Linked DNA regions of Homo sapiens: region 1 is linked to region 2. A link is a contact called in ENCODE Hi-C or POLR2A ChIA-PET data. All regions are on one chromosome and are shown on one strand. The core of a region is the stretch at or near the end of the contact, and the rest is flanking DNA. Distances in the headings are between cores, read along the strand shown. Region 1 holds the start of PLSCR4 (phospholipid scramblase 4). Region 2 holds the start of PLOD2 (procollagen-lysine,2-oxoglutarate 5-dioxygenase 2).

Region 1 (4,513 bases), core at 1,012-3,511, 90 kb after region 2:
AAGTTTGTAAAATTATATTTTCCTCACTGCATTTTCAACAACACCTAAAGTTATCAGACTTTCAAAATTTGTAAAATTAATGCAAAAATTGATGTCTTACTTCATATATGTTTTGGATAATTAGTGTGGCTAACAGTATTCACTCTGCTTATTATTTGCATTTCTTTTGCTTTGAGTTGACTCTTTTTATCCTTAACTGGGTCATTGATTTTGAAGGTCATTAATAAGATTTCTAGGTATATTAGCAAAATTATCTTTTTTTTTCTATTAACAATGTCCGCAGTTTGTATCTTTTTTGGGGGATGCAAATGTTAATAAAAATCATGTCCCTAAATGGGTCTAGGTTTTTGTATTATGCTTAGAAATGCTTTTCCCACATGCAATGTGCACAAATATCTATTCAGGCTTTCTTTTTCCCTTTTTAGGCTGCATATGTTTAGATTTAAACTAGTAAGCCATCTAGACTACATTTGTCTATTAACAGTGAGGAAAAGTTCCAGTTTTATTATTAGGTTTCCCAAACAAATTCCTGCTTGTCCAAGTACATTCAATTAAATGTTATTTCTTCTTCCCACCCAGTGATTTAAAATGTATGCTTATCAAATGCCAGCTTTCCTTTTATTCTTCCATGTCTCTTCAGTTTCATTTACACATCTGGTAGTAGGTCTACTGCACTGTCTTTTAATCACCACAGTTTTGTAACACCTTTTATTATATGAAGAAGTCTCCACTATATATATGTGTGTATGTATAATATTAAATGTTAAAATCATATATAATATATAAAATAAGACATAATTATATATTTTGTATTTTATTATTTGTAATATATTATACATAACGTTAATATGTTTGTTCTTCCACATGAGCTAAACAGTACAGTTAAAAACAGTAACAAAAATATTCAGTTAGGATTCTACTTATACGTTGTTTTAGAGAAATGATATCTTTACCTAGAAGAATGTTATGTATTTTATTGGATTCTCATACATACCTTTTTATATCTTCTTAAAAATAATTTCTCAATTGTGTGTTATTTCATGCCAAACTGAATTTTACTTTATTTTACTGTATTATCTAGTTTATGTATAAACATCAACTGACTTCTATAAATTAAGTATGATGCAATTGGAAACTTTGATAAATTCACTTATGCTTCCCATCAAATTTCAGTGTTTCCTATGGACATTAAGGTATACACTCACATCATGCATAAAGTGATAATATGTTCCCCTACCTGTTGTCACTCGCCCATAGAATTCACAACCATGTCACAGAGTGTAATGATTAGCATTCTTGTCTTTTTCAAATTTAATGGAAATGCTGCTAGTATTTCACAGCTATCCATGAGAGCAGATAGACAGATGGAGGTTGTGTTCTATTACTATTACAGGAGAATGCAATTTAAATTAGGCAATCTATTCCCCTTTAAGCAGTATCAAGTTTGGTGCATTATATCTTCACAAGTACTTATTTTGGTGGCTCCATTCTAAATGCAGTATAAAATTAAAAACTAAATTGTAGATCCTAAGAGAAGATAAGGCCACAAAATAAAATCCTAAGTCTTTAAATATGAACGTTTTTAAAAACAAATCAAGCACAGCCCCAAATCGCCCCAGTTTGCCAGAATTGGAAATAAGAGAGAGGGATTCTCTCCTGTCACCGCCTCCACTCGCTGAGCAATTAAAAAGTTACTATAAATAGCGTTTTTACCTGCGAGTGGCCTGGCCTGAGTCCGTGAGAGCCGCGCCGTAGAAACGCCAGAGACCCATGAGAAACCCAATCAAGCGAGACCTGTCACGCAGAGCGAAACGAAAGGGCCGCCCCCGTGAAGTGCAGCCAGGACCCCCATCCCTGGGCAGGAAACTGCTCGCTCCCAAACCCTCTGCGTCTGCAGTGCAGACGCGCGCCCGACACCACGGAACTTCTGCAACCACCTGAGGATGCGACGCGAGCGCAGTGTCCGGGAACTGCTAGCGCAGGACGCCGCGCAACCTCCGCGCCTGCCCGCAGGCACCGCGGCCTCGGGCCTCCCCTGACGACGCCCTCGGCCCCGCAGCCCGGGCGCCCGCGCCACCCTGTCCTGCTCTGCGCCCGCCTGTCCAGCCCCACTCACCGCCTGCCCCGCAGAATGCTGGGCACCGGGGACGCCAGACGCCGGGTCTAGTTGTACTGGCAGAGGAAAGGGAAAGGAAAGGAGGCAGGGAAGGGAGACGGAGAGGATTTTTCAAGTTATAAACAAAGTAAGCGCGCGGAAGGGAGGGCTAGGCGCGGGTTCTGGGGGCGGGTCCGGCACGCCTGGACCCTCCTTCCCCGCGCGCGGCTTCCCCGTCTCGGACCCCGCCCCGCGCTGGGAGAGCCGCCAGCCCGGGGGAGCGTCTTCCTGGAAGAGGTGGGGCACCCTGAAGTCCGCTGAAACCTAAAAGCCGAGGGGGAGGAAGAAATGAAGAAAATAAGTTGTCACTACTCTAATAAGAGGTGAAAGAAAAGATAAAAGCCAGCCCACGGTCACTTCCAATCAGAGGGGCAGGTTGCAGGGCCTGGGAAAGGGAGCTTTGTTCATAGATTACTGCGCCTAGAGAGAAAATGAAGAAACCCCTCTTTCTCAAGAGCCTTTTTTATTTTTTTATTTTTATTTTTGATACGGAGTCTCACTCTGTCGCCCAGGCTGGAGTGCAGTGGCGCGATCTCGGCTCACTGCAAGCTCCGCCTCCCAGGTTCAGGCCATTCTCCTGCCTCAGCCTCCCTAGCAGCTGGGACTACAGGCGCCCGCCACCACGCCCGGCTAATTTTTTGTATTTTTTACTAGAGACGGGGTTTCACCGTGTTAGCCAGGATGGTTTCGATCTCCTGACCTCGTGATCCGCCCGCCTCGGCCTCCAAAAGTGCTGGGATTACAGGCGTGAGCCACTGCACCCGGCCTCAAGAGCCTTTTTGATTTGCATTTGCGCCCACCCCCAGGTCCTTGGCTTGGTGATTTAGCCTTGGCAATGCCGTGCTGGCTGGAAACACTTGGGCATAGGGCCCAGAAATTCTGTTTTCTTTTCCACAGAATTGGGGGAGGCCAATTTGATCTTGGAGGGAAGGCGGGAGAGACGCCAATAAAGGGGAAAGGGAGCAGGTTGCCCATGTTTTCTGACATTGGGAGAAAAATGCCATTTGCTTATTACTGTTAGGCACAAATATTTCTTTCAGACCAATGGGATTCAGTTCTGTGGTGGTGCTTGGAGAGAAGCACAATACACTGACAGGAAGTGGGAGAACTGAAGGTCCTCTGACCTTATAAAGAATCAGAACTGGACAGAAGTAAGCTTGATTAAGCTCTGAGGAGTACTTGGCAGAACCCCATTGTGGGAGAAGGTTGGAAAGGGGAAGGGATGTGGGAGTGGAGTTCTAGAATTTTATATTTTTCTTTGTATGTGTGTTATTTGTTAATATTCATGTGAGAATAGATTAAAAAATTCATACTGTTCTTCTCAGTAATAATTGCACAGAACATTTCTCAGATGCAGACATAGTGTTTTACTGAAAGCATAAAACAAAGAAACTGGTGGTGAAACTAAATTATAATAGCATATGTTACTGTTGGGAGCAAGCCCCCCAAAATCTGGCCATAAACTGGCCCCAAGACTGGCCATAAACAAAATCTCTGCAGCACTGTAACATGTTCATAATGGCCCTAATGCCCAAGCTGGAAGGTTGTGGGTTTACGGGAGTGAGGGTGAGGAACACCTGGCCCGCTCAGGGCGAAAACCGCTTAAAGGCATTGTTAAGCCACAAACAATGAGCATGAGCGGTCTGTGTCTTAAGGGCGTGTTCCTGCTGCAGTTAATCCGGCCCATCCCTTCGTTTCCCTTAAGGGATACTTTTAGTTAATTTAACATCTATAGAAACAATGCTAATGACTGGTTTGCTGTTAATACGTGGGTAAATCTCTGTTCGGGGGTGTCAGCTCTGAAGGCTATGACACCCCTGATTTCCCACTTGACACCTCTATATTTCTGTGTGTGTGTCTTTAATTCCTCTAGCGCCGCTGGGTTAGGGTCTCCCCGACTGAGCTGGTCTCGGCATGTTACCTTTGTTTAAAATTTATGAAAGAGGCCAAGTAATTGAGCTTATGAATGTAAACATCCACAGTGGCCACGTGAAGATACCAAAAATTTCAAGAGCAAAACATGTCTTGTGAAACATATTGCTTTGAGGGATTAAAATAAAATCAAGTATGTCATATACCCCAAATCACAACTTTCGAGGGGAAGAAGAAGAACTCAATTTCCTGTTTTTCTGAAATTTCCTGATCTGATGACTTTCCAACCTGGACATTTCGAGGGATGACAAATTAACTACTTTTTATACTAATCCCATTTTAGTTGCTCTGTTGCTCCAAGTGTATTTCTTCGTGTTATTTCCTTTTCACTGGTTGTTCTTAGGTTACCACAGTCTACTTAGAGTTAATAATGTACCACTTCACATAAAGTTAAGAAATTTATAATTACTTTACAGTTCCTCAATT
Region 2 (4,556 bases), core at 1,872-4,371:
GAATAGTAAGGTGCCTCAGAAAACACACACAAATTTTATCCAGGTCTGGAGACATGACGGCAAAGACTTGGCAGGAATACATCCACCTTCTCCTTATCCCATCTAGAAGGCAGAAAGGGCAGGAAAGATAAATCAGGGTATGAACCTGATTTACTGGCACTGATTAAGAAGGTTCTGCCTCTGAAAGCTCCCATAAGGATATAATTTTCAGGTAACAATTCCTATACGTTATTTTCAGAGAAAATGATTATTTTAGCCAAAATCTTATTTAGTCTTTCCATGCTAAGAATAAAGTGGCAACCAAAAGGAATCAATACAGCACACAGAACTCTCAAAAATTTAACAAAAATCTATGTTCTCAACTCTGGTCAACAAAGCACCAGAGCTAGGAAAAACTACACTCCAAAAATTGATGAATGTGTATCACATTCCCAACTACAGTGGGTAAACTGAAAATCACTATAAATATTTGTTTTCAAAAATAATTTGCTGTTATCATTCCAGTAACACTATAATGCCATATTGCCTCAAATACAAATAGATTAGTCTAATCCAGGGATTCTTAACCCTGGGCAATTTTGTCCCTCTGGGGACATTAGGCCTTTTTTGTTTTTTTGGTGCTCAGATTAGAAAGGTTATACTACTGGCATCTAGTGCACAGAGGTTAAGGATACTGCTAAACATCAATGCACAGGATAGTCCCTCAAAGCAAAGAAGTGTCTGGCTCAAAATGTCAATAGGGCCAAGAAATTGTGATTTAAACCATTTCTTCTTGGTTAGCTGGGACATGTTGACAAATATACAGGGTTAGAGATGATAAGCACTCTTCTTAAAGAACTATTAAGCTAGACAATTTAGGGTCCTATAGAAGATCTTGATATTTATGTCAACGAATAAGCTTCTATTTAGTAATTTTCAGTTGAAACTTGTAAAGAATAAAATAGACCACAGTCCATGATTCTGCCCACTTTATCAAGCAGTTTACCTCTACATTTATTAGTTTATCACATAACCTATGAGAACACCTACCTACACCGAAATTTGTAATCAAACTGACTACTGCTGGCTTCACCTATCACAAATTAGTATTTTCCCACATTTCGACCCTAACCGAATTCTCCATGCCTGCTTACCAAGTGACCAGTCCTCAGATTTAAACAGTGGGTTTCATGTGGTCGTTTCCTGAGGAAACTTTCATACCTAAAATTCTCTTTCTCTGATATCACAATCCATTAAAAGTTTACTGTCCAGTTCCATGAAATTTAAAATCCAGAGTGAGAAGGGAATTTGATTTTGACTATAAATATAAAGGCAGATACAAAGGGATGTCCTCTATTAAAAAGTTAGGGGTGTTGGCAATGAAGTGGAATAAAATATACAAAGGCCAAAGAGGCCTCTCTAAATATTACAAAGTCCTTAGAGGTTATTTTATTTCCCAGTTAAAGTCTCCTTGGGTGTTTCAACAAAGAAAGACATTTTTCTGGGGAAGGCTTTTTGTTCTGTTTTTCCTTTTTAAATTTCTCTACTTCCAAATTTGCTGAAAGTATTTACTTTCTACTTTCCAGATATTATGTTAGAAGAAATATTTTTAAATTATGCAAAAGTTTAGTTCAAATTTAGAGGAATCACACGGGTTCAGAAATCCATTTTTAAATGGTCACATATACCTAACAGAAAGAAAAGCATCCTGTAACTGATAGAAATCCATCTGAATGCTGAAGTTTCTCAAGCTAACAAAGCAAGCACTGTTTTGTAGAAAGATAGGCAGTTCAGCCTGCTGACGCTTTCTGAAACACTTAAAGATGAAGACAAAACTATCGCTACATGGATTAGCTGGACTGCAAACCAAATGTCACTTTCTGAATGTAACTCTGAAATAGAAATTTCTGTCCTTAGGCTTAAGAAAAGTTCAAGTAGAAAAGCACTCTATTATAAACTTGGGGGAAAAAATGGTGCCAAGATGACTTAACAAAAAACAAAACAAAACAAAAAGGACATTAGAAGGTCATTTAAATGCAAGATCTAATTTCAGAGAGTTGAGCACAAAGAGCACAAATGTGGAAAACTCCAAGGATTTTTCATGTGCCACAAAAGGCAGCAAAGCATGTTTAGACAGACGTGGTGAAACTCTCTTTAATCTGGCTAAATATAAAACGTTTTGTTTTACACAGCTTCTGAAAACGAGAGACAGCACCGGGCTCAAGAAAAGGGTAGGTAAGGGGAGCAGCTGTGTGTCCACAGCTTCCCCTTCAGATCCCAAAGGAAGAAAGCTGCCGCCTGGAGGTACTGGGTAGCCAGGCAGCCTTACTGAAAACAACTAAGGTTTTCGAGCGAGCGTTGTTTTTGGCAAGAGGGAGGTGTTACCGGCTGCTTCCTGGGGTGCTGGAAGGAATGTGTCACCATCAATTAGAAAGTACACTAAGCCCCGTGTTTAGGTCACAGAAGGAGTACTGCCTCGTCCATCAAGGATAAATCCATGCCAACTCTCGGAAAGGAGGGGAAAGGAGAGCTGCAGGAAAGGTGTTGGTGCCCATGACCTGCAAGTCCAAAAGGAAACTCCAACTTGTTCTGCAGGGAAATTCGGGCACGCTGAGTTCACCGAGAACTCCAAGGAGTCAACGAGGGCGGGTGCCCCTACACTTCCCCAGGGACCAGCGCCGCCCGACCGCAATTCTGGGGAAGACCCCGGCGGTCCTGGAGAGGAGGGACAGGCCCCCACTACTCACCTGGCCAGCCCCGCGGAAGGGCTGGTGGATGAATGAACTGCCCCCCCGCCGGCCGAGCCTCGCGGGACAGCGGCGGACCGCGGGGTGCTCACCTGTGGGGATGCTCGAGGGCTTCTCCGAGTCCGCACCCAGACAGGGATTCCAGGGGTGGAGGACGAGCGCCAGGAGCAGCAGCTGAGGCTTCACCGTGCATCCCCCCATATTCGGCCCTCGAGGGCCGCGCGGGCTCAGGCGCCCACGGCCCCGCAGCGCCGCGCTTCTCGCGAGAACGCAGAGACCCGGGTCCGCCCTGAGCCGCCGATTGCGGGCGGGAGCCGGCGGGCAAGGCGCGCGGCCGGCAGCCGGAGCGGCGCGTAACGCAGCTGAGTGAGGTCGTCGGTGGAGGCACGGAGCAGCAGGCGCCCGGGGCGCTGCGGAGGCCTTATAGGCTCCCCGAGGGGAGGCGACGGGGCGGGCCGCGCCCTGGCTATTGGCCGCCGGCTGACCCGCCGCCGCTGCGCGCCCGGTGCGGTCGCCTCAGCTCGCCCTCCTGGGCCCCACGTCTGGACTGTTTGCTCAGCGCGGACGCTATTTAAGGAGCTGCCTGCGGCTACGTGTGGAGGCTCACGCAGCGCTTCTGGCTGGAACGGGGAAGCCTGCACTTAGCTTTGGGAGTGGGTTTGGGAGAGGGAGGAGGAGCCGCCGGGAGTCTGGCGGGAGGGCGGTGTTCCCGTCTGGGTTCCTCTCTGCTGTCCCAGCCCCGGTAGCTTCCACAGCAGCCTCGAAGGGTGAGAATTTGCTCTTCTATGGACTTGGATACTCCACCCAGTCTGAAGTGACTGCAAATCTGCGGCAATCTTGGCTGACTGGGACCTCGCCAGACTCTTAAGCCATGGAAATGGATCGCCCCTCATTAATTCAGGGGCAGGTTCATCACCCTGTAAAAGGAAGGCCGTGATTTTATTTTACTCCGTAAACCGAAAGTTTTATTGTCCAGTGAACATTTCTTGCTCCGCCGCTTGTGCCAAGAGAGCCTTAGACTCTTTCCAGTAATGAGGCTTGTAAATCCTGCGGAATCGGAGCCCAACGTGTGTAATGCCGGGGCTGTGCTTACAAGATCGTGCTCCAGTCCGCATGGAAAATTACTCCCAAAGACGTGGTCGGAGAGGTCGAGATCTCTGAGCCTTGGCCCCCACTGCTTCCACTTTTGACTGATGTCTAAGAAAATTCCCTTTTTTCTGTTCTCACATTTTAACTAGCCAAGGGTTTAACTTGTTGGAATGAGTGGGAGCAAAAGCACAATTAAGAAAAAAGCTTGACAGTTTTGCCTCATACATTTAATGACATAAGCTATTTTATAGGAGAAAGAGAACCAAACTGCTACCATTCTGGAATCTCCTGCCTAAATTTTCGTGAAATTAGAAAAAAACAGAATCGAGACAACACCCGTTATAACTCTGGGCCTTTGAAATTAAGACAGAAAATTATGGAAAAATGTGTTCCATTATGATCACGTTTTGTCTAAAATTAACATATCAAGATAACATGAACTTAATGCTTTCATCTTGATAGCATTAAAAACAGGTGGAAAACCCTGCAAAGAAATCTTGCCTGGGATGTGACATTTTAGAAAGAATCATTTCCTGTGCCCAGAACTAAGCCAGTTATTACTCTGTTTTGAAGGTTTGGTCTCAGTTTTTTAAAAGAAGAGGAAAACTGGAGAAAGTTCTGAGAAGAGTAACAAATAATTAAAGAAGTGGAAACTATGACCTGTGAGAAGAATGAAATAAGGTTTATTTAGTCTGAAGGGGAAAAAAAAAGCTAAAAGATGGATTCCTTAATAACAGCCTT

The links. A loop is a pair of places that touch in the nucleus more often than their neighbours do. ChIA-PET counts read pairs that join two places held with the same protein, here RNA polymerase II (POLR2A). Pooled maps may share reads with other maps.
Region 1: a map of endothelial cell of umbilical vein shows a loop between it and region 2 (5-fold over the local background). The contact joins the promoter of PLSCR4 here to the promoter of PLOD2 in region 2. A Hi-C loop is called at or near these places in 2 of 168 maps with a recorded cell type or tissue (ascending aorta and endothelial cell of umbilical vein) and 7 of 50 pooled maps. POLR2A ChIA-PET finds 5 or more read pairs at or near these places in 1 of 52 experiments (HEK293).

Annotation. Positions count from the first base shown.
Region 1 is chr3:146,248,844-146,253,356 of GRCh38, forward strand. It overlaps PLSCR4 (phospholipid scramblase 4), which reads right to left and starts at 2,262. Exons shown (of 9, transcript NM_020353.3): 1 at 2,117-2,262.
Region 2 is chr3:146,158,063-146,162,618 of GRCh38, forward strand. PLOD2 (procollagen-lysine,2-oxoglutarate 5-dioxygenase 2) reads right to left here and starts at 3,122. Exons shown (of 20, transcript NM_182943.3): 1 at 2,819-3,122. The coding sequence starts at 2,927.